Linked DNA regions of Homo sapiens: region 1 is linked to region 2. A link is a loop called in an ENCODE intact Hi-C map of the cell type or tissue named here. Cell type or tissue: PC-3. All regions are shown on one strand. Each heading gives the region's core, and the rest is flanking DNA. Links, peaks and the distances in the headings are about the cores only. Region 1 has its middle 51 kb from the start of LMX1A-AS2. Region 2 overlaps LMX1A (LIM homeobox transcription factor 1 alpha).

Region 1 (12,573 bases), core at 2,329-10,328, 140 kb after region 2:
TAATGGATGTCCAGCTAAACGCAGTGCATTGAGAGCAATTTTCAAAAACCTTGAGATGAAACATGTTATGACGATAATAATAGCAGCTGATTGTGTATTTCTGTGTATTGTGCACATTCAAAGGTGGGGAACCTTATGAATATGTGTCAGGAGGAAACTGGGTAGAAAACAGAGTAGGCAAATGTTTTATAGCAAGCTAGTAGTTTTATTGAATCATCTCTATCCTTCTTATCTTTGCAAGGATCACATTTTTTTTGCAGGCAGCTTTATTCCCCCAGGCTCTTTGGAAATTAAGATTTCAGTTTTCCTCCCACTCCTCCTGACTGGCCCAGCCCTTATGCCCACTGACCCTTACCAGGCAAGATGACCTGGGGGAGGCAGTGATCATGCCGTCTTACCTCATCACAGCTGCCCACGAGCAGATGCATGTTTATGTCTTTCCTAATTCAAGAATCACTCTTTATATGAAACTGCTTCATAGTTGGGCTTCAGAGACTAAAGATTTAAAAAATTTTAAGAAGAGCCTGTGCAAATGATTAAAGGCTTGGATAAGTACCCTAGAAGAAAATTGAAAAGATTGGTGCTCTTTGCCCTGAGGGAAAGGGGAGCTGAGAGGAGATAGTCTAGCATGGCTGCACAGGCACACCAAGGATGTGAAGAAGCACTGGCTTAGGTGGGTGAGGTGGAAATAGCTCTGAACCAGCTCTTAGGTCTAGTTCCAACCATGCAACTTAGGGAAGTCCATTAACGTCCTTGGTACTTGATTTCCTTATTTTTAAGGTCTCCAAACACTCCTACAGGTCTATTTTCCTGCAATTCTAGACATCCTCTTCTACTCTTTTAGAAATAAAAGCAGGTAAGAAATGTTCTAATTTTTGTTGATTCTTCTGTGTGCATAGACAAATCATGACATTTGCAGTGTTTGCACAGATTGAAGTTAAAGTAAGTATGGTGTCATGAGTGCGGGCTCTCATATCAAGCTGATTCAGGTGGAAATCTTGGATTTCCTGGGCTCTTGAGAGCCTCCCACCTCAACTCCCTGAGTAGCTGGGATTACAGGCATGCACCACTGTGCCTGGCTGAATTGCATTTTTAACCAAAGTAGTCTAGATACACTCTATTAAGAAGATGGCTTTTGAGCAAAAATTTAAAGAAGTGAGGGATTTAGACCTGTGGTTGTCTGGGCATTCCAGGCAGAGGAAATAACCAGTGGTAGCAAGGAAGAACATGATACAATAGCTGGCTTCTGGATATATTTGAAGGCAAAACCAGCAGAATCTCCTGCAAGACTGGATGGGGAAAGAAGGAGAGGAGTCATGGAAGACTCCAGGGTTTTGGCTTCAGTAACTGGAAGGATGACATTAATTAAAATGGGGGAAGGATGAAGGTGAAGTGGGTTTTTGGGGAAGATCTGGTAGTCATTTTTGAACATATTAGATTTGAAATGTCCATTGAGTGTCCAACTGCAGATGTTATGTAGCCAGTTGGATATACAAATCTGCTGTACAGGAGCGCAGCTTGGGTGATAGATACAGATTGGGGAGTTAGCAACATATCAGTGGTATTTAAAGCAACGAGGTTGTATGAGATCACCAGTGGAGAGAATGCAGGTAGAAGACCAAGGACTAAATCCTGGGGGGACTCCAGTGTTGAATATGAGGAGAGGAGGAAGAAACAGAAAAGGGGATTGAGAAAAAGGAGCCAATGAGGTGGAAGGAAAGCCAGGAGAGTGTTGTGTTCTGGAAGGTCAGAATAAAAATACTTAAAAGAGGAGGGTGGGATCTACTCTGTTGAATGCTGCTGATAAATCAAGTAATATGAGGACTGAGAACTTACTCCATGAATACATCTCTAGTGAGTGCTGAAGTTGAAAGAGCCTCCAATAGTTTCTCTGATTCTTATTGTATTCAATGAGTTATAACCCATTACTATCGTTATTAATTGTGATGTTTAAATTATTCCAGATTTGGCTATGAGGAGCTTCTTCCAACTACCCCCTGTGTCCTTTTCACAAGCGCATGTTGTTCTGGGAGCATCACTTTATTTTATGATGGACATGTCAGATTTTTCTCTATGTACTCCACAGAATATTCCTCGACAGACAGCTTTGTATCTTAGGTCACTCTATAAACTTGCTCTTATTTCAGAACATATACTAATTATTTTCATTTCCTGCCATGCATGTTTTCATTAGTATTGCCTACTTTATTCCCTTGCAATGAGCATTTGTATATTCTTTTCTCAAAACAGAAGTTACTTTACTGTTTGTTTCTGATTATCATGCTTACTGACAGTATGTCAAACAACATAAGAAAAATAAAATTTTAAAAGTTACTTAAAAGCCCATCATATTGAAATAATACATTAATAACATTTGGTGGAACATGGTTTCAGACACTTAATTCTTGTTATGTAACATATAACTATGCCTTGTGTGTATGTGTACACCCATAACTTTTTCTAAATTAGTTCATAATCATACCAATAGCTGTTCTGTAATCTATGGCTCTTCCACTCAATAACATAGAACATACATTTTAATATATGTTAAAACAGAATATAACCAGCTTTGCAAGCAGAAAGATAGTGATAGTTTTTTCCCCACACAAGGGCCACATTTTCTCTTTTTTTTTTTTGGTCTGATAAATATTTTTATCAGAGCATCTACTTTGTGCCAGGTTCTCTAACACCTTTCTCTGGTTTCATATTGGACGTGAGTGTTTGGGTAATCATTACTGGTATTGGTTAGCATTCGTGCTATCCTCTCCTTGGGTGTGGTCACAGGACTTGCTTTGCATAACGAAGTGTGAGCATATGTCACTTCCAGGACAAAGCCTTGGGGCCAGTGCAGGACTTGCCACATCCTTTCCTCCCCTCTGTGGGACACTGGAAGCACACTTTGATGTGGAACTTCTACCTTCCTGGCTCCCTGAGTGACTACACATAAACCAAGTCCTCTGCCAAGTTCATTGGGTAAGAAGTACACTTTTGTTACATTAAGCCACTGGGATTTTGTGATTGATTGTTACTGCAGCATAGCCTCTCCTATCCTGACTGATGGTATCTAAACAGCTGTTAATTTACTTAATTGTGTCTACCCCATAAGAGACTTTCTCTCATGCCTTGCTGAATGGTAGATCTACTGCATTTACAATGTGTGACCAATCTACCAGGCTAATAATCTTATGAGTATGAAATGGCAAATTACCCTAAACCCAGAATATGGTGAGGAAGAAGGCTGCAGGTTAATCACTATTTATCAAAATGTGCAATGAAGAACACCCACATCAGAATCATCTGGGTTACTTATTTACAAATGCAAGTATCAAGGTCCCATCAATACAATAGAATCAACAGATCTGTGGTGTGTATTTCTAAAAAGCTCCCCAGATGTTTTTTTTTTTACAAATTCCAAAGCCACTGACATGAGGTATAAGATCAAAAACATTGACTCACCACTTTTTTGGACTGTTAAAAGGAGTTTATCAGTGCTGACTGAGTGTGTCCTACATGTCAGAGATTATACTGGATCCTGCAAATACTAAGCCAAAACCAAAGCCAAAGTAAAGTTCCTGCCCTCAAGAAGCTCATAGACTATTTTGTGGGAGACAGTTGTATAAGTAAGTAATTTCAATCAATTGTTGGGATGGAAGCCTCTATAGGATACAGGGTGGGCCCAAAGCACAAGTGGTCACTTTGCATGTAGAAAGGCATTAAGGTTAAGCTGACATGGACAGGGATGTGTTGAAAGCCAGTATAGCTAACAAGAGCCTGATAGGATATCTGATGAGAAGGAAATGCTGTGGTGGGCTTTGAAAAGAATGTTAGACAGTTACTGGGCAGTTCACTTTCAGCTGTGAAGACAGTGACTGAAATCAAATATGTCATCATCAGAAATTCATCTTTAGAGGTGGCAAGAAAGAAATGCACTTGGCTGGATGGGTGTGTTTTTGCAAGAGTGAAGAGAGGGGTTGGCTCCAGGTGAAGTTTGACTTGAACATCTGTGCCTTTGCTTTCAGTGTCAGTTTGCCCTCTCATTCCACCTCTCCCTGGTATTCCTGGTGTTCTCCAGAGGGAAGAGACCTGGTGAGCTAAAATACATGGATATATGCATATCCTGGCAGCAGTATTTGCAGAGAAATCTCCTACTCGAAAATAACTAAAACTCTAATAGATGATAGGTCCAGGCAAGACTAGAAGTTAAATGTTGTTGATTGATCTACAAAGGAAAACCTGGGACTAAGGATGAGCCACTACTGATAATAATCTTCTGAGGGTGGGATATGGCCCTTTGCTCTCAGGTTTAATGTTTCATAAGCTAGGATGCTGAACAGAAGCTTCCCTTGAAGTTGGCTTGAAGGGAGATCAGGAAACATTGGCCTGCTGAGGTGCTGTGGCTGGCACTTAGGGAAAGTGCTCACCTTTTCCCAAAGCCTTTGTATCTGCCCTGCCTGAAACTGAGGAGCTGTCACAGGCTATTCCAGCAGACATTGCATTATCAGGACAGCAAGTGGAACTAAATACACGATTCTGGGTTTCCTTAGCTTCTTCATGATAAACCCATCCAGACCAGGGTGAATGGAAAGCCAGGGTCCTAAAGCCACATCAGCTGAGAAACTGTGGGCCTGACCGTGGAGGGTTAGACTGCACAGGAGAGGTCTGTGGGAATCATGAGGACAGCAACTATTGGAAGAACAGTTAATGGAACCATAAGTGGACTTTCTATAAACTTGTCAAGCACAGTGTCTAGCACATAATGGATATTTGATGTGTCCTTTTGTCCCTTTGTCTAATGGCAGAATAAAGACCATTGTGTGGAAAGAAGACATAGGCTCGATGTAAGGATGGATTTTCTAATAATTATAGTTGTTTAAATATGGTGTAAGTGGTCTTAAGAGAATACACTCATCTATATAGTCAACGATCATTATTGGAACACCATCTAAGTGTCAGGTATTGCAGTAAGAGTTGAGGATACAAAGATAAATAATATGTGGCTCTCTTCCTTTAAATGCTCAGAGACAAATGGGAGAGACAGATATGGATGAAAAAGATAAATTCCAATATAATGTGTTCTGATGAAGTGAGGGTAAAGTGCTGAGGGATCACAAATTATGGAGTAACCGATATGCCTGGCTGAGTTGGGAGAAGCCTCACAGAGCAGATGACATTTGATCAGGGTCTTGAAGGATGAGTAGTAGTCTGCTATTCAACAGTGTGGAGTTCTTTATCACTGAAAGTGTTCAGACAGAGACTGAATGGCAACCTGTCAAAGGTATTGCAGAGGGATTGCTAGAGAGATGGAAGACTGGTCAGTTAGGTGACCTCTAAGGCCCTTCCAAATCCAAGAACCTATAAAAGCGCCACAGTAGTGGGACATTATTGTTCCCGCCTATATGTTACCATCTATCAACACATTATTCCCAATTGTCTGCCTCATGGGGCACAAGGGGGCTGCTGTGAACCTAGAGAGGGTTTCAGCTGGAATGAGGAGGGGGAGAATTTACCTTTTCTTAGCCCTAAGGGTGAGTATCTCTTTACACTTCTCAGCTGAGTGTACTAAAGTGGAAATGTATGAAGGACTTAAGAAAACACTGAGAGTTGGGGATGGAAGAGATAGCTCTGTTCCTCTCCATACTTGGCAGAGTCTAGGGTGGGGTTTTCTTTATATCCAGGTGGTCTCATATTTCTCCGGTCTGTACAGAACAGCTGAAGCTGCCTCCTTTGCTGTAGCCCTGCTTGCCTGAGCCAAGACAGCCATTTGAGGCTTTCTGTCTGCCATCCAGCACTGACTTCGCCCTTCTGCCAAGAAAGCAATGAAGACAAAGGAGGAATACCTAAAGAAAAAAGTACATCCAGCTACTCGCAGTCATTGCAGCTGAGTTTTTAGGCTGGAGAATGCTTGAATTGTTCACATTCTTGACTCTGCTCGGGTGAGCACAGGTGCACTCAGGTGAAGCCACCATCCTTTTTCTTCACCTGCAGGGCTGAGAGGCCCCACTGACAGGCGGGCAGACAGACCTGCTATTGTCACCCTGCATGGGGTGGTATATCAAATGCATTTTAAGAAGGGCTTGAGGCTTGAGGCTCTTGGGTCTCCTAAGTACAGACTTACGGGGAAGAAATGAAGAAATCTTAAAAGGTTAAGCTTTTCCTCTGAGGAAAAAGAACATTTAGGCAACTGAGTCCAGCCACTTTCTTGGGGACTTCTCGTGGTCAGTCAAATGCAGACATAAATCACTTTACTTCCAGTCTCCAAAATACAAACCTTGGCTTTCACACTCGTTAAACTCTGGAACTAGTTAGCACATCAAGTTTCTTCTGGGATGTCTGTCAAGAAGGATTAGCAGCCAGTTGATGGATGTGGGTTCAGGCTGCAGTGAACTTGTAATATCCACTCAGCTCTGGAGAGCTGGCTCTGTGTCCCCTGCTGACCCCTACAGGCTCCTCGGAGTCAGGAAGAAATGGAACCTGATCCCATTGACTTCTGTGGTGTGTACAGATTGTGCCTTTTCTGTAAGCCAGTAATAATTACAATATTAACTATTATAAGGAAATATACAGGCATCTGCTTATTTTTGCCAAAAGAACCACAGGAAGGATAAACCAAAAAGTAGTGAAACCAGTTATTTACAGGGCATGGTGGGAATGGGGTGCAAGGAATTGGGATGGAGGAGAGGGATACATCTTTAAAAATACCTTTTTGTACAATCTTAACTTTTGGAAGCAAGTTAATGTTTTACTACTCAAAAAATTCAAATCAATAAAAATCCTGAAAAAAACCATAAAATTAAATCCAAACAATTGGATCTATTTGCATTTCATATGAAAAACAGTCATATTGAAGGAGGAAATAAAACTAATCAAAGTAACTTTTGAACACAGTATTTTCACTGTATGCCTCCAATCCAAAGAGAAAAAGAGCTATAAACAAATATTGAATGCTAAATAGTGTTTGTTTTTCATGATGGCATAGGTGAGTAATTCTGAAACTGCTCTGTGCGTGTGTTCAAGCATTGGGCAAATGAGTAAATACGTTGTAGGTGGGAGCCAGGTTTTTCACTGTCAGAGAAGGGAGGTCCAAATCCGGAAAGGGGAAGGGCTAGAATAAACTCGTAACATTGGTTTGAATGGAAGTACCAGTACGAATTCATGTTTTCTTTATAGGCATATTAGGTTTAATATGTATGTTTAGCATTATATGTATGTATTATGTTTAAATATGTATGAGCTGTCATGGGACAATGAGTTTATCTATATATTCATCAGTCACTACCGGAAAATGTTTTAAAGTGATATCAGTTCACCAAGAGGGCCTAAAACCAATGATACCCCAGTAGCAATGCACATGCCTGGAGGTCCAGATCTTGACTTTTAAAGATGATTCTGCACAAAGAGAACCTGACTAGATCCCTTCAGAGAAATGGAGAATTACAGGGCAGAGGAGATACAAGATAAACCTGGACCAGCTTTTTGTGTCAGAAAGCAAGGAAGTGCTTAACAAAGAAATGATGGAAGCGTGTCAAAACGATGGGGATCCAGATTGAAGTGGTGCCCACTAGCCAAATCTGAGATGTTTGAGAATCCAAGCAAATGCAATAATATTAATGGATTAAAACTTATTGAGCAAAAGAAGAATCCATGAGTCTATAAATAAATGAATAAATACATAAATAAATGGGGCAGAAGGAACAGTTCCACCTTATGATTCTAACTTTACAAAGTAGAAGAAAGGACGGCGTTAACAAATTACCACTTGTGACCATTAGACTTCACTCAGCCAAGAATCACCAATGAATACTAAAATTAGTGGTTGTGAGCTTTACGAAGAACAGAATATTTACATCATGTTAAAGTTTCTCCCCACAAATATTTAACTACAAAGGGAGAAAATAGTAATTATGTTGCAGTGGAGAAACATGGTGGACATCACCTTATCCAAGTGATCAGAGCTGCCTGTACCAGTATCGAGACAACCTGACGAGCCATGCCTCTGCTGTGATACACTGAGAAGGGCATAGCATTCTTCTGTGGCATTTCTGTCCAAATTCTGCAACCTGAATTTAGTCATGAGGAAACACCAGACAATCCCCAAATAAGAAACATTCTACAAAACAACCGGCCTTTACTCCTCAGAAATACCCAAATCATGAAGGACAAAGAAAGGCTGAGGAAATGTTTCAGGTGAAAGGAGGCTTAAAGAATCATGATAATAAGTGCATCATTGTAGATTGGATCCTGGAATGGAAAAAATAGCTGTAAAGGACAGTTTGAGAGAAGGGGCAAAATTTGAATATGGACCGTGGGTTAAATAATAGCATTATATCAATGTTAAATTTGCTGATTCTGATAATTGTACTGAGAGGATATAGGAGAATGTTCTTGTTCTTGAGAAATATATACCAAGGTATTCAGGGATAAAGGGACATGATAAATGCAATCAAAGCAAGACAGTGAGAGGGGGCAAGGGAGAAAATGGTTAAGCAAATGGGGCAAATCATTACTAATTGATGCATGTGATGCATCCCGATAAAAGACCGATGGGCTTTTCGTTGCTGTTGCTGTTGTTGTTATTGTTGTTGTTTTGAGACAGAGTCTCCCTGTGTCACCCAGGCTGGAGTGCATCAGTGTGATCTTTGCTCACTGCTACCTCCTCCTCTCGGGTTCAAGTGATTCTCCTGCCTCAGCCCCCTGCCCCTCGAGTATCCGGGATTACAGGCACCCATCACCATGCCCAGCTAATTTTTGTATTTTTAGTAGAGATGAGGTTTCGCCATGTTGGCCAGGCTGGTCTCCTCCTGACCTCAAGCGATCCACCCTCCTTGGCCTCCCAAACCTATAGGTTTTCCCCCCCCTTTCTTATAACTTTTCTGTTACAAATGATATACAAAAAAATCAAGATACTATAAAAGAGAAAAATGTAACTATTATGGGCATTTTTTTACTTTCTTATAACTTTCCTGTAGTTTGAAATGATGTACAAAAAATCAAGATATTATAAAAGCGAAAAATGTAAGTGTTATGGGCATTTTTTTGTACTTTCTTATAACTGTTCTGTAGTTTGAAATGATGTTTCAGTGACAAAAAACATCATGATAAAAGAGAAAAATTTAACCGTTATGATGGTGATTATTCTTACCCCATCTTGCACTGCTTTGGAGAGAATTAAATATCAATTATATTACAAGAACTTTCATTTGTATACTATTTCAGAGTACGCAACATGCTTTGACATTCATTATCTCATTTAATTTTCACAATAGCCTTTTGAAGTAAACAAGGCAGGAATTTTATTGTCCCAATTTTACAGGAAACCCAAGGTTAGACACCTTATGTCCCTTTCTCAAAGTTACGGAACTAAAAAGGAGTAAGGTCGGGACTTGGACCCAGGCTACCTAACTTTTACTACAAAGCTTCCGCCATTACACTAAGATATGTCTGACCTCTGCAGCATGTGTGCTCCCTACCGGTCAGGTGTGGAAGACGTGATTATGATTAGAGTGTGATAATGTTTGGGTGCTCTGTAACTGCAGCTCTATCACGGCACTCATCTTGGATTATACCCTTCTGTAGTATAGCCTTCTAGCAAAGTATTACAGACATTGTCCTATTTAATATTTGTCTTGTGGTAGGTGGTCATACCAGTGTCAGTGCCCAGACATTACTATACACATAGATTCAGGTCCCTTTTCCCTCACACATGCTGCTGTGATCTGAATACTTCTATTTGCCCAAAATTTATACGTTGAAATCCTACCTCCCGAGGTGATGGTATTAGAAGGTAGGGCCTTTGGGACGTGATCAGGTCATCAGGGCTCCACTCTCATGAATGGAATTAGTGCCCTTGTAAAAGAAGACCCAGAGAGATGCCTTGCCCCTTCCACTGCGTAAGGACTCAATGAGAAGGTACCATCTATGAAGCAGGAAAATAGCCCTTAGCAGGTAATAAAAGTCCACCACTGAGGAGGGGTCATGGGCAAGTGAAAGATAATATGGGATGAACAGCAAATGAGGCAAAAGATCAGATGATAGGAAAGTCAACAGCAGACCATGATGATTGGTCTAAGGTGCAAGTCTTGGAAGAGTTTCCAGGATTTTTCACTTAGAAGAGTGAAGATTAGAATTTCAGAGCACCTTCTCTTCAGAGTAAACAGGCAGGGAATTCCCTGGGATGAGACTCTTAAAATCTATAACCAAGCTCCTCAGATTTACCTTCAGGCCCATTGCAAGCCTTAATGTTTCCTGATACATTGTTATGACCCTGCCATTTCTATAGCATCTTTCCTGTTCTGAATCCTTAACCCTCTGATTATTTGTGTCCTTCATTTGACTCTGATCACATATCACCCTATTTGGAGTTGCTTGGGGGCTTGCACGCAACCACCACACACTCCTTAACCTGGAAGTTAGGTTTCTGCTTTGTTGAAACAGTTCTCCAAGTGGTCACCAACTCCAAAGACCTGCTCTGAGTCTTTACTCTCCTCCATTTACCTAGGGCAGGCATTTTTAGCCTTTTAGGATATGACCAGAATGCAGATATGCACATATATACCATATTACCTACAATTTGATCATCTGTTTTTTTTAATCCTTTCTCTTAAAAGTATAAGGAACAGGTTTTTATTTTTTTAATTATTTTTATTTTTATTTTTATTTTTGAGAGGGAGTCTCGCTCTGTCGCCCAGGCTGCAGTGCAATGGCACCATCTCGGCTCACTGCAAGCTCCGCCTCCCGGGTTCATGCCATTCTCCTGCCTCAGCCTCCCGAGTAGCTGGGATTACAGGCACCCGCCACCACGCCCAGCTAATTTTTTGTATTTTTAGTAGAAACGGGGTTTTTTTGTTTTTAACCTTCTTACTTTATGAAGCATGGAGTCCAGATACTTGGCTTCAGGCAGCATCAAGAGGCACTGTGTGCACTGTGCTTACCTTAGCAGCCAGCAGGCCTCTCTCTGCTGCTTCTCCCTGACCAAGCTTAGTTTTTAAGAGACCCTGGCTTAGCTATAATCCTGTCACATCAAACTTCTATGAAGTGTGCTCAATTGAGAAAGACAGGCAGAGAAAAGGTGGGGACAGAAAGCGTGTCTCCTGACTCCACTTCCACCTTCAGATTGTTTTTCCCCAGTCAATCCAGCCTCAAAACACCTGGGTAGTTTTCCTATGTGACATCAAACATAAGCGTTGACTGCCAAGTTATATGAACTGATCAAACAGACTTTAAAAATCACACTGTGAGCTTCTAAAATGCTTTCTGCTTCATAGGGATGTTTGGAGATGGATTATACCACATCTGGGATGAACTTTGAGCTTCTTGGGAGAAATTATTATGCAACACTCTTTTGTAAATCTTTTCCAAAATTGCCAGGTGGCCAAAACTGTATTCTTCCACAAAATTGACTTTAGCCTTCCCCACGTTTACCAGCATCACATCTTAATCACCAGGTTGTCTCTCCTCCAGCTTCCCCTCACTTCTTGAAGATGAATGAGAACTCAGGAGTTCTGAGTCCATGTCCAGAGCATGTTCCATTACAACTGCTTGAGATGCGATTCAAGGTGCAAGTCAGGGTTGAGCAATGATAACGTGGATAAAAAGAAAGGCACCTCCACGGTTTTCCCTTGAGGAATGTACAACATGGTTTGAGAGTGTGACTTACGTGTGCCAAATCTAATTCTGTATGTCAGCATTTCCGAAAGTGAATTCCTTGGCATTTTAGTTTCCCCCAAATCTGAAAGGTGTTACATGGGAGAGAAAACTCACCCATTCACGCTCGGTGGGATGAATCGGCCAATGATTAGCCATCCACGGTCCAGTACTTTTAGGACACATGGACACACAATAGGAACTCAGTAAAAGTTTGTTTAATGAATGCATGACTAAAACCCTGAGTTAAACAAAATTGAATGGGGTTCCTTGTAGCATGGTGGGTCAGGTTCTCCAGAAGCAGACCTTGAAGTGAGGACATATGGGCAAGGAACTTATGAAAAAAGTGCTCCCAAAAGCAGCCAATGAAGTAGGAAATAGGATAGGGAAGGGAGAAACGAAGACCAGGTGCCATTTCAGGTGATCACTTAGGCCCAGGCAGCTCTGGGGCTTGAAGTATTTCACAGAGTTTGTTCTACTTAAAGGCAAAGGGTTAGGCTTCTCAACATCTGCCCATCATTGTCGTCATTGACCATGAGCCTCCTGAGGGACTGTGAATTCTCAGGTACTTTAGGCTTTCTGTGCATCCGCCAATACTCTGAAGAAAGTTGTGAAGAATGCCAAAGCTTGGGATGAGCACAAAGAACTGTAAAAGATCTCCAAGGATCTGGGTAGAGCATTAATAACTTCTGCTACATGCAGTTTCTCAAGACCTTTACCATATAGATATAAATTGTGAATGGCCAAGAGAAAAAGTGAACACTTAGTGTTTTCCAAATTTATTTGACCACCGAGTACGCTTTTCCCCTCAATCCTTCTCAGACTGTTTTTTTTCTTGTGCATGTGTGTGAAACATTCTTCGGTAAATGCTGCATATATTTTTCTCTCTTTTGAAAATTTTGTTTTAAAACATAGATTAAAATTGTGCCAATG
Region 2 (12,573 bases), core at 1,607-9,606:
ACAACTGTTTCCAACAAACCTTTTCTGGCCAAAGAAATATTTAGAGCAAGAGAAGAATAAATATGCAATATCCCCTCCTGTAGTCCAGGATGGCACCCCAGACCTGGTGTGCAGATTCCAGGCCCATATGTTCGATTTGCTTCTAACAGCAACATGAACTTTATGTTTATCCCGGTTCTTTTCCTGTCTGCCTCTGGGAGGTAGTTTTCTCCTGGGCATGTGACTGAGACCTGCCAGTTGGGGGAATCCTCTCCTTAAACAGCAGGGACAATCTCACCTTTCTGCTTATGGGTTTAATACCTATTGTTTCACCCTATCTCCTAAAAGGGGAGAAAAGTATCTCCACTTTTACACACAAGTATGTGGAATGTATCAGCATCCACTGATCATGTACTTTGATTTCAGTTAGGTGGCTTTGACACAGATGCCTTTTCCTTGGGAAGGCTGGGATCTTATATCTGGGAGTTGGGAAAAAATGAATCTTCAAGTTTGTCAAGGTGATGTCATTATGTTATGTCTCCAATATATTAATAATATATATTATATATATATTTTATATATTATAAAAATATAAATATTTTTAATTTATATCTGATTATAATAGGGCTACCTATTTATTACGGCAAATTTGGAACTTATGAAAAAATAATAAAGAACAAACAAAAATTACCCATCATCTTACTATCTATAAATAATCACTGTTAATGTTTTGGTAGTTAGCCTCCCAGATTTTTTTTTCTTTTTTTCTGCCTATATATTTTAGTGGGGATTATCTTCTACATCTTATTTTATAATCTGCTTCTTCATTTAACAATTACTGTGAACACTTTCCCATGTCATTAAAAGTTCTTTCACATTTCCAACATCAGTTTAAATCCTGCATTAAATTGAAGTCTTATACCATATAATACAGGTACTGAACATCAGTGATTTCTTTTTAGGTATTTATAGCTGAAATTTATAGATGGGCTTCAGAGCAACATCAGTGCATCCTCTATAATTGCATGCAAATGTTATGTGCGTGTGATTTTTTTTTTCTTTTGAGATGGAGTCTTGCTCTGTCACCCAGGCTGGTGTGCACTGGCGTGATCTCGGCTCATTGCAACCTCTGCCTCCCGGGTTCAAGGGATTCTCCTGCCTCAGCCTCCCATGTAGCTGGGATTACAAGCATGTGCCACCACATCTGGATAATTTTTGTATTTTTAGTAGAGATGGGGTTTCACCATGTTTGCCAGGCTGTTCTCGAATTCCTGACCTCAAGTGATCCGCCTGCCTCGGCCTCCCGAAGCGCTGGGATTACAGGCATGAGCCACCGTGCCCAGCCCGCATGTAATTTTTATAAGGAGAAGGACCATAGCTTTTATCAGATACTCAAAGGCTTAACTGCTAAAGGGTCAAAAATAAACAAACTTAGGCAATAATTGTTTAACTTAAATTATTAGAAGAGAAACTGCCGGGTTTAAATGATCTGTATGTTTTTGAGGTTTCTGATGATTTCTCCAGATTGTCATCCCAGAGGGGCTGTGGTGGTTTATACTACCATCAGCAGGAGCTAAGTGTTCTTGTTTCTCTGTGTCCTGGCCAAACTTTCCAACTATGGCTCACACTGGGCATGACCTCTTTTGAAATTTATCAACCTATTACTGGCTGTTCCGGCACTTTGCTTATAATTTACCATCAAGTATGGTTGAGTTAGTGCAACCACTGGAGTCACAGCCACTTGAAAATACTGTGTGTGAGTGGTTCAGCTGAAAGAGCCTGGGCTCGTAACTGCAGTATCTAGGCTTGTGTCCTAAGTCAGCATGGTCACTTCCCGTGCAGGGCTGACCAGACGGTGTGGTGGTTAGAAATGCAGTTGCTAGCGTCAGACTTGGTTTTGGTTCCACCTTAGTCCCTACTGATCAGCTGTGTTACCTTGCACAAGGTGTGTAAGCTCTCTGTGTTTCAGTTCCCTCATTTGTAGAACATGGACCTAATGATAGTGCCCATCTCTTTCATAGGGCTCTAATGAAGATCAGTGAGAAAACTCTTATATGGTACTTTCCTTAGTATCCAGCATATGGAATGCTATGGCCTGAATGTTAATGTCCTCCCAAATTCACATGTTGAAATCCTAACCTCCAACATGATGGTATTAGGAGGTGGAGGCTTTGGGAGGCGATTAGATCAGGAGGCCTGAGCCCTCTTGAATGGGATTAGAGCCCTTATAAAAGGGGCCTGAGGGAGGCTGGTCATCCCTTCCACTCTATGAAGACACAGCAAGAAAGCACTGTCCAGAAAATGGGCCCTGACCAGACGCTGAATCTGCCTTGATCTTGGACTTTCCAGCCTCCAGAATTGTGAGAAATAAACATCTGTTGTTTCTAAGCTGTCTGGTCTACGACATTTTGCTATAGCAGCCTGAATGGACTATAACACACAACATGCTTAACAACTATGAACTATCCTTATTAGGTGTAATGTTCTCAGGTCTCTTTTGCTCTCTGAGTTTTAGTTCGAATGCCGAGAATCACAGCCTTACAGAGCTGGAAAAGGTCTTAATAATCTTGTAGCCCAATTCTCTTATTCTACAGATGAGAAAACTGAGGTAAGAGTAGTAATGTGACTTGCTCACAGGGGTGTTGCTACTACCTGGTTCAGATGGTTATTTTGAGGACCAAATATTATTTGTGAAAGTGCTATTTTAAACATTTACACATTTATCCAATGTTAGTTGATTGTGCACTGTCTATATGGCCCATGAAAAATAAAACTCAAATTGAAGGAACACTCAGTGAACTGGGTCTTCTTAAGCCCTTGCTTCCCTGAGGACATCTGGTCTAGTGTCTTGCATACAGCTGTAATCCAGTAAGGTTTTTTTTTTGTTTTGTTTTGTTTTGTTTTTTTTTTTGAGATGGAGTCTCTCTCTGTCGCCCGGCTAGAGTACAATGGTGCAATCTCGGCTCACTGCAACCTCCACCTCCCGGGTTCAAGCGAATCTTCTGTCTCAGGCTCCTGAGTAGCTGGGATTACAGGCATGCACCATCACGCCTGGCTAATTTTTGTATTTTTAGTAGAGACATGGTTTCACTATGTTTGCCAGGATGGTCTCAATCTCCTGACCTCGTGATCTGCCCACCTCAGCTTCCCAAAGTGCTGGGATTACAGGCGTGAGCCACCGCGCCTGGACCCCAGTAAGTTTTTTATGAAGACAATGAATGTGACACGTGGGTAAAGCCCAAGACAACAGACTAGAGTGGAAAATCTATAGCCCTGGGTTGTTATTTGTTTATCTGCTCCAATTCCCTGGGTCCTGTTCTTCTCTGAGTTCCAACATATAGCATAAAATTTCAGAGAATGAGCAAATGAATGCTGCCTATTTGGAGGAAATAAAGTGAAATAATTTTCATCCTCAGGCATTTTAATGTACAAACCAGTCAGGCCTGTTAGCTGATAGGTGCACAGATTGATGCCACAGTCTCAATAATCCTGCCGCACAGGTGACCCTCCCGGTTGGAAGCCACCTGCTCTTCTCCATATGAGCCTTATAGCCACTTCGTATATCTCTCATATCTTTTCTTTCCCTCACTGCCTTTTGATACATAACAACTCCTTCTACTTCTGACTCACTTTCCGGAGCTTTGCTTCCAGCTTTTACCTGTGTGGTTCTCAGATCTTTAAAACTAAAAACAAATGTTTTCTGAATAGGTAACTATGAGTCTTGAGCTACTGCGAAAGACATGTTCCCAGTAGCCACACTTATTTTGATCCACTTGTTAAAAAAAGAAAAAATCTAGCATCCTATTGGAACATGATTCCAAATTCTGCTTTTTACTGTTGGTTCACTTTGGCAGTCTTTCAAAGCCAGAAGTAAGTTAGACTGCCTTCCTGATGCGTCTCTGCCTGCCTTAGTCCATGGTGAGCAGGCATATAGCATATTGTTTTTTTTTTTTTTTTTTTTTTTTGAGACGGAGTTTCGCTCTGTCGCCCAGGCTGGAGTGCAGTGGCGCGATCTCGACTCACTGCAAGCTCCGCCTCCCGGGTTCACGCCATTCTCCTGCCTCAGCCTCCCGTGTAGCTGGGACTACAAGCGCGCGCCACCATGCCCGGCTAATTTTTGTATTTTTAGTAGAGACGGGGTTTCACCGTGTTAGCCAGGATGGTCTCGATTTCCTGACCTTGTGATCCGCCCGTCTCGGCCTCCCAAAGTGCTGGGATTACAGGCGTGAGCCACCGCGCCCGGCCGCATATAGCATATTGTTAAGAGTACAGGTTTAAATCCCAGCTTTGCTACTTGTTAGCTGTATGATCTTAAGAAAGTAATTTAAAATTTTTCTGTGCCTCAGTTTCCCATCTATAAAATGGAAATGATGCCAGAACCTCTCAGGGTTGAAATGAAGAATAAATGAATCACAAAGTTTTAAACCAGTACTTGCCCCAACTCATTCCGTATTAGGCATTATCATTATTTTGAATTCTGGTAGCACTTCTGGCTGTACTCAGAGTCATAGATGATTAGACATGCTCCAGTTTATTTGCCTCACTTTCTGGATGAAGAAACTGAACCACAGAGAGGTAAAATGATGGGCCCAAATTCAGTCAGCTGGAACATAACAGATGGAAACAGGCAAGCCCAGAATGAACTCTCCTCTTCATCTCTAAGCCAGGTACAGGTATCTGCTGCTACTTTCCATCAGCACTTCACATGCCTTTGGTGGGTTTCTCCATTTTCATCATCACATCCTTAAAGCCAGAATCTGTGTGTTATATCCTTTTGTATTCCTTTCTGTGCCCAGGACAGTGCTCTAGACCAGAAGTTGGCATTTAATCATTAGCTGCTTAATTACTCAAGCGTGGGGCTGTGCAAATTGAAACTGTTGCTAAGGTGGAGAATATTGGTGATGTCTGGTGTTTGTAGGGTTAATGGTAATAATCTTAGATCTTATGTTAGTAATTCTGAGCCATTTTTAACCATTTTAACAGTAAGCAATGCAGTGGGCAGGTATATAAATTGTTAGTATTTAAGCCAAAGCTGGATATAATTTAGCAGAGATGCTGGGGAAAGAACACTAAAATAAAAAAGTTCATTCCCACTAGACTGGTGGCTCTCAAACATTATGTGCATCAGAATCACCTGGAAAGCTTGTTAAAACACAGACTGCTGGGTTCCACCACTGAGCTTCTGACTCAGAAGGTGGGTGGGGGGCAAGAATTTACCTTTCCAAAAAATTCTCCGGTGATGTTGGTGGTCCGGAGACTACACTTTGAGAACCGCATTTCTAATGTCTTGTCCAAATCTGAGAGTCTGTGATCCTTAATAATCTTTCATTCCTTGGGAGTACAATAGGGTCTTTTTATCTGCTATGTTCTCAGCATTTAGCACAATGTCTGATCCATAAAAGGCATAGTAGACTGAAAACGTTCCCCAAAGACATCAGGTCCAAAAGATCTTTGTAGATGTGATTAAATTAAGGATCTTGAGATGAGGGCGTAATCCTGGTTTGTCTGGGTGGGCCTGAAATGCTATCGCAAGGGTTTTTATAAATAGAGACATTTTACAAACACACACACACACACACACACACGAAGGCAATGTGAAGACAGGCAGAGATGGGTGTGATGTGGCCATAAGCCAAGGAATGTTGGCATTGGCAGCCACCAGAAGCCAGAAGCAGCAAGGAATGGAATCTTCCCTTAAGCCTCTAGAGGGAGCGTAGCTCTGCTGATATCTTTGTTTCAGCCTAGTGAAACGGATTTTGAACTTCTGGTCTCTAGAACCGCGAGAGAATAAATTTCTGTTGTTTTAAGCCACCAATTGTCAGGTAATTTGTTACAGTGACCATAAGAAATAAGTGTAGTTGATAGTCAGTAAACATCAATGAAATGAATAGGGGAGCCAGATGTAGACTATGTGATGTCCATTTAACTGATACATAAACTGAGGGCTTCATGTCTCAGGTCCAAATGTGCAGTGTATGTTTACTGAAAGGGAGGCCCAAATCTGTCACCTACCTCAGTTTCCTTTCTACTAGCCCAACTGCACAATGAAATCAGACTCCCTAAGGATGGGCCTGTGCTTCACTATTGTTTCAGAAGTTCACCAGCCAGGATTGAAAACTGCCTAGACCGAGCTATGTCATAGAAGCTGGCTGATCCTCAGTATGACTGCTGAGAGCTTAAATGCACACCAGAGGCTTTAGAGTTTGCACAGTACTCCTATCAGATCTAACCCCACAACAGCTGTCTAAGGCAGGCAGGGTGGGTGCCATCATTTCCCAGATGAATAATGAAGCCCTGGGGAAAATTAGCTATCTTGGAGCAGCCAATCCTCCAACCAGACTCAGCTCTCTGACTCCGTATCCAGAGCCTCTTGTGCTACACGGCAGTTCCTGCCCTCAGCAGTGATGTGTGAATGTGTGCACCTAATGACTATTCAGGTAAATTCATTGTCAGCCCTGAGATTTTGGACACTGGAAACATGAACATTTTACATGCTGAATTACTTTAAACTTATTATGGGAGAAGAGGTAGGTAAGATTTGAAGCCAGGGAGCCTTGGCAACCCTTCTTTAGAGGGAGTTTAAATTCATCCCAAACCAGTTCCTGGGGCATTTTACATCTGACTCTTGGGCTAGACATGGGTGACAAATGGTTCCAAACACATGCTAGAATGCTCATATCAGCAAACGAAGGATCTCCCTTTGGGATAACTAGATCTGTAGTGCCATTTTGCTTGTGTGAATATCCAGGCAACTGGCTCTCTCTCTCTCTCTTTTTTTTTTTTTATCAATAATCAGAGAAAAGCACTTGAGCACACATTTCAGTGACTTTGGGTCAGTGGATTTTAAGGTGAATCAACAATACCCTTACCCCCTCCCAACTCCAGATGGACATATAATCATAGCTTCATAAATGTGACCACAAAAGATTAGATGAAGGCACAGGGCAAGGAGGCTGGAGTCTCTGGTGTGGGTGTTTTGTAAGACACCCCCAGCAGGGGCCAGAAGTCTGTTTGCTCTGCCTGCTTGGCCCAGCTGCCAGCTCTGATGATTCACTCTGCCAGTTGGATATTACCTAGTGATTTTTATGGAGTTAAATCTAAAGGAAATTTGAGGAGGAGATCGCTTCCTCTATTTTAATTAGACTTCTGAGACTGTTTGCTTCAAATGCAACTGCACCGCCACACATCTGTAGCAGACTGGCTGCTGGAACAGCAATAAGGCACCATGAATTTTAACTATCTGGAGAGGGTTATTTGAATAGCCAGGTCATGATAGCTGCCGCCTGAGCCTGTGTGTGAGCACAGGCGCGCAAACACGCATACACACGCACACACACACGGTGTACCTCATACAGATGTTTGAACAGTCCCTGGGGAACACACATTTTCTGTTGTAATAAAGGAAAACACAGTCCTCAGCTGTAACCTAGGAGACATGGGATCCCATCAGAATTGGAATCTTTAACCGCATCTTGGCTGCTTGCAGGACCGGCCCAGGAGGGGTTTTTCTAGCACAGGCTTCACGTTGCCTTGTAGTTCCCGGTGGCAGCCGCTGCCGAGGAGACAGCTGCCTGCTGTTCGCTCACACATAAATCCCTGGGGAGAAATAAGAGCTAAGTGGTTGTTACAAAGGGGTGATGGGTTTGACTCCCATAGCTAGTCACAGAAACATTCCTGCCTCTTCCAGACCACACTTTCTCATCCCGAGACACCTTTCTGCCCCTAATCTCTGTGCATGTTTTGGAATCACAGGGCTGGAAGTAGACTCTGGGGGCCACCTACCTGTTTCCCCACTGCTTGTCACTTCCTCATCCAAGCAGGCCCAACCCAGGAGAGCTGTCCATCCCTGTTACCCCTTGGGAAGGGCATAAATATTGTTATCTCCATTTAATAATGTGGTGCTAGAGTAAGGTAGAGAATATTTGTTCCAGGAGAAATGACAGCGGTTTTCAGCCTAGTGACCTGGAGGTGATTTAAACCCCCTCATCTGGATTTGTTTAACACACTTCAGTTTTATTATTCGGTTTTCACACAGGAAGTTAATGAATAACGCAATCTGGCTCTGAAACTATACAACCAAACAAGGCACCCTGGCTGGGAAGCTCACTCTCAGGACAAGTGTACCTTGATTTACACAATAGCAGCATTCCTGGGAAATTGTCTATAAATCAGAATTTTGAAATAAAAGAGCCTTTAGAGAAATATAAGGCATATAGTACGTCAGTCTGTTTTTAATTTTTTTAATTTAATTTTATTTTTTTTTAGCAAAGCCAAGAGCCATCTTGGAACATGAATAATTTTCCCCTAACAGATTTTTAAAATAAATTTGTTGAGTTAGAGTATTCCTCAATAAACCTCTGTATTAAGCATGGCTCACAGGGCTGGTGTGGCCCTTGTAGGAGGTGTTGCCTGGGAGTTGAGTGAATCCTGGAATGTTTGGGCTGGGAGACCTGGGCAGAGGGACCCACCTTCACCCTTCCCAGATGAATAACTGGAGCATACCAGTGCTCTGGGACACAAAGGAACAAAAGAATTCACAGTTGTAACTCACCCTGAGGGCCCAATTCCAGCCCAGTCTTGTCACCGCCTCCCTTTTGGCAAATTACTTCTTGAATCTGGGCTTCTTTCTTTTAGGAGAGGTGTAGTCCGAGAGGTGTAGTCCGAGCTCCAATTTACCTATCAGGAATAGAGGGAGAGAGAGTTCAGTTTTTTTAGTCCTTTAGAGAAATGGACTATCTCACATGTGAAGAGAATTTCTAAAGTCACTGGTCATATTCTGCCCCCGAACCATCTTCAGAATATGATGATTGGACCGGATCAGGTGGATTTTATGGAAGGAAGCCCACTCTGTGCTACTTGGGGCAACTGGCTAGCCAATGGGGTAGAAGGCAGTGCAGATAATTAGGTAGTTTGCTTTGAAGCTCCCATGTTTCCTATTATCAAGCATAATAGGGGACTGTTTTGATTTATTCTTTCTATTAACATATTATTAATATTAATTCCCATTGTATTTACCCCCTGCATTTTAATCTGACTAGGCGGTGAGAGGGGGCAGAGAGATGGATGAATTAATCTGGATTCACCTTGGACTCTGTGGTACTCAAGAATTGTTCTCTTTCAGCACCAAACTTCACTTATAGGGTAATATTATCATTTACTTTTTTCTAATTATTTCCAGATACAGTCTTGTAAATGCTCAGAACACCTCTGTGAGGTCTTTAAGATTGGAAAGGGCTTGTTTTCAGAGCCAAGTAGGCTGGGTTTGAATCCTGGTCAAACATAATCTATATGATTTCGGGTAATTTACTTTTTTGAACCTCAGTTTCTTCATCTGTAAAATCACTTAATAGCAATAACCCTGCAGGATTCTTGTGAGGATTAATTTACAAAAATGGAATATGCAGAGTCTGGTGTCTGGTACTTGGTGGGCTCTCTCCCTTCTACTCTGGGTACTCTCATTTTATTTTTACCAAATCAGGGGAAACTGAGGCACAGAGCACTAAAGTAACTTTCCCAAGGCAAAACCAAGTACCAGAACCTCAGATTCTGGTTCTGAAACCTGTGGTCTTTTGTTGTCCAGGTATTGTCAGAATTGGAGTAATTTAGGCTGATATATGGTCCATCCAACAAACTGGCATGTCAGACCCACCCTGGCTCTTCCCTGGCTGCTGTCTTTCAGGTGGGATTTCTGCAGTCTATCAGGGCACTTCCTGCACAGATCCAGAGTCTACCAGGAAGTAAACAAGGAAGCTGACATTTATTGAGTGCCGACATACTCTGTGCCTTTACATAAATTATCAGACACAAGAAGCCTGCAAGACTGGAATTATTGAGACTATTTTACAGAGGAGGAAATTAAGATTCAGGGGTTTTAAGTAGCAGGTTGTTCATTCACACAGAGATTGTGAAAGCAGTGGAAATAAGAGTCAACCCAGGCCCCTGGACTCTAGACAGGGGCCCTCATGCCAATTCCACTTCCCCCTGTACAGCAACCACTCAGGGGTCTTGCCTCCCCTTGGATTTTAGCCTATGAGTCTCGATAAGCCTTGGACTGTCTTTTCTTTACTGGCCAAAATGAGGAGCTATAATTTTCCTAATTAACTAGTCTATATCTCTGATCAACACCAGGGAGCAGTGTCACATGGCTGGCAAAAGAAAGATGTCTCATAGCCCCCGTCCTTCCTCCCTAAATCCATACCCAGACAACTGAGCCACCACAGATAGACAAGGGTCCATTGGGCTAATAAAGGCATTTGGAAAAGAAGCTTACACGCTTTCCTTAGTAACCCGTTGCTGTGTTTAATAACCCATCCTGGCTAAGAATGCTTCCCTACTTCTAGCCTAAGCCCTAGTCCATCAGGCTGAGCCCATTCCTTTTGGTTTGTTCCTCAGTGGAGATGGTGAACAGCTGGTCCTCAGGCTCTTTCATAATCTTCCCGAGGAAGCCCATAAGCATGTGTTCACCTTGGAGATTGAAGGCTTCTCTTGTTTTCTGTACAAGAGGACTTTACTGCCAGACAACGCAGAGACACAGAACAGCTCTTAGAACAGAAAAGGTGTGCAGCATCTCTGAGCTGTCACTGATTTCTTTGCAGAATGGGCTCTGATTTTGTGGGTATCATGGGAAGGAACAATAAGACATATAGCATCATTGTGTTTAGAACTGGAAGGATTTTCAAACACAGTCTGAATGGGTCTCATTTTATAGCTGAAACTCATCCTACAGGGCCCACACTTAAGCTGCATGGATGGGGAAGTGGAGTCTAGAATTCCTCCAGAACTCTCTCCACCTAAGGATTTCCTTCTGGGTGTGCTATGGGCCAAAACTATGAAGCAGAGGTGAGGATTATTTTATTTTCTTCACTGGATCCTTGCCTCCAGGCTGGGAGATCCTTATGCCTTTTGCAGATTAATATTTAAAACCAGGGAAACTAAACATGTAATCTTTTTAAGAACAGCACTGTGGATATGTGGCTAAGGTATAAATTGACATTCTTCCAAACACCAATCACTTCCCATCTGGCATAGCCAGGCAAGGTCAACCCATTTCACAGATAGAGAGACTGAAGCACTCTTGCTCTCCTAAAGGCAACAACCATACGTGATTTTCCTCTGGCTGTGGCTCTTGGTTCTGGCGGCTATTGCAGGCTGGTCAGAAACCCGAAAATCTCCTCCCATCTCTCCATGTGCTCTTCCTGGTGGGAAAGAACACCCAGATGGAGGCTGCTTTTCTTCCCATGAGGGTGCTACGGCGGGTGCTGGGTGGCCAACGCTTTGTAAGCTGAAGGACTTCCGTGTTGGCAAACCTGCTTGCGCTCAGCAGACAAGCCTATAAATCTTGCTGAAAACAAATGCTTTAACTAGAGGAGGAAAGTTTAAAAGGCCCTGTGGGCATATTCTAATCACTGCTCGCTAATATCAGCTGGCTCAGATTTAGACTGTGGTTGTTCCCAGCGGAGGGGGTCTGGGTAGGCACCGTGTAAAATGCCGCTAGCTGTAATTAACTCTGACCTCCACAGCCTGCCTGCTCATTCACTCTTAATATTAGCTTTGACTCCCAGAATGAGCGTTCAGTGTTTGTTGTTAGGATGTGTTCTTTGAAATTCTTCTTTAGCAGTCCTTCGTCAGCTCCTATTCTAACCTCAAACACGCATGGAGCCAAGGTAATCAGATAGTATCAAATGAAATCAATAATTAGGTAGATTTTGCAGTTTTGGAAAATTCCACCTATCTCAATACCGTTAATAATCCATACATTTACAGCTCACGCTTTACAATGTGCAAAGTGCTTTCATATACTTACTTGTTCCTCAAGACAGCCCTGTCAGGTGGGCAAGGCTGATATTACAGTCATCTCGCAGATGAGAAAGAGTACAGGTGAGAGAGGAGATGTGGCTTGTTTGGCATCGCCTGTGCAATTAGGGGCCGAGCCCTGGACATTTATGTCTTTTGACCTCAACACTGTTTCTTAAATACCTGATTCAGAGTGGACCATAGAGATAGACTGTAATGATGAAGGTTGGGGTGAGGGGGAATGAGTTTGTATCTTTACCTCCTGCCAGTCCAGGCCATGAGTATTCAGCAATTTCTTTCTTCTGCCTCCCAGCAACAAAGGGGCATTAGAGATAAAGTAAGCATAGGCTTGTGATACATGGCATATTGTGGACAATGAGAGTAATGAGGACAACCCGCCTGATGTGTTAAAAACTGAATGTTTGTGTTTGTGTGTATTTTATTGGTTAGAAGACCATACATTTGAAAAATGTTTTAAGAACCTGCTACGTGCCAGGCTGTGTTTTAGCCATTCAGACATGGTTTCTCTACTCATGAAATTACATTCGAGTTGGAGAAAACAAGCAGGAATAAACAAGCAAATGAAAAAAGCAATGCTATGCAGGGTATGTGGTAAAGTGACCAGATGGCTACATTAAGATGTGTGGTCAAGGAAGACCCTTTTGAGCTAAGAGCTGAATGTCAGGAGCCATTCACGTGGGAGATGAAGATGAGTGTGAGGACAAAGAAGAGAAAGAGGAAGAGGAGGAAAAAGAAGAGGAGGAGGAGGTTCCAGGCAGGACATTTGACCAGTAAAAAGCT

Evidence for each region. Hi-C counts contacts between places; a loop is a spot of excess contacts. Peaks named below come from ENCODE experiments on the same cell type or tissue, not always from the same donor. Only the 100,000 strongest peaks of a DNase experiment are listed, where the experiment ranks them.
Region 1: a loop joins it to region 2, with 8 times the contacts of the local background. A loop is called at or near these places in 10 of 110 quality-filtered maps.

The regions. Positions count from the first base shown.
Region 1 is chr1:165,146,754-165,159,326 of GRCh38, reverse strand. No RefSeq gene overlaps it. Among named protein-coding and RNA genes, the nearest start is that of LMX1A-AS2, 51 kb to the left of the region's middle. In PC-3, for the core only: a CTCF peak has its summit at 6,436 (motif pointing left); DNase peaks (open chromatin) are centred at 6,416 and 7,036; H3K4me3 peaks cover 394 bases; H3K27ac peaks cover 2,982 bases.
Region 2 is chr1:165,283,433-165,296,005 of GRCh38, reverse strand. All of the region lies in intron 3 of LMX1A (LIM homeobox transcription factor 1 alpha), which reads left to right. Among named protein-coding and RNA genes, the nearest start is that of LMX1A, 67 kb to the left of the region's middle. In PC-3, for the core only: CTCF peaks have their summits at 5,691 and 6,954 (motif pointing right); a DNase peak (open chromatin) is centred at 6,985; H3K27me3 peaks cover 215 bases.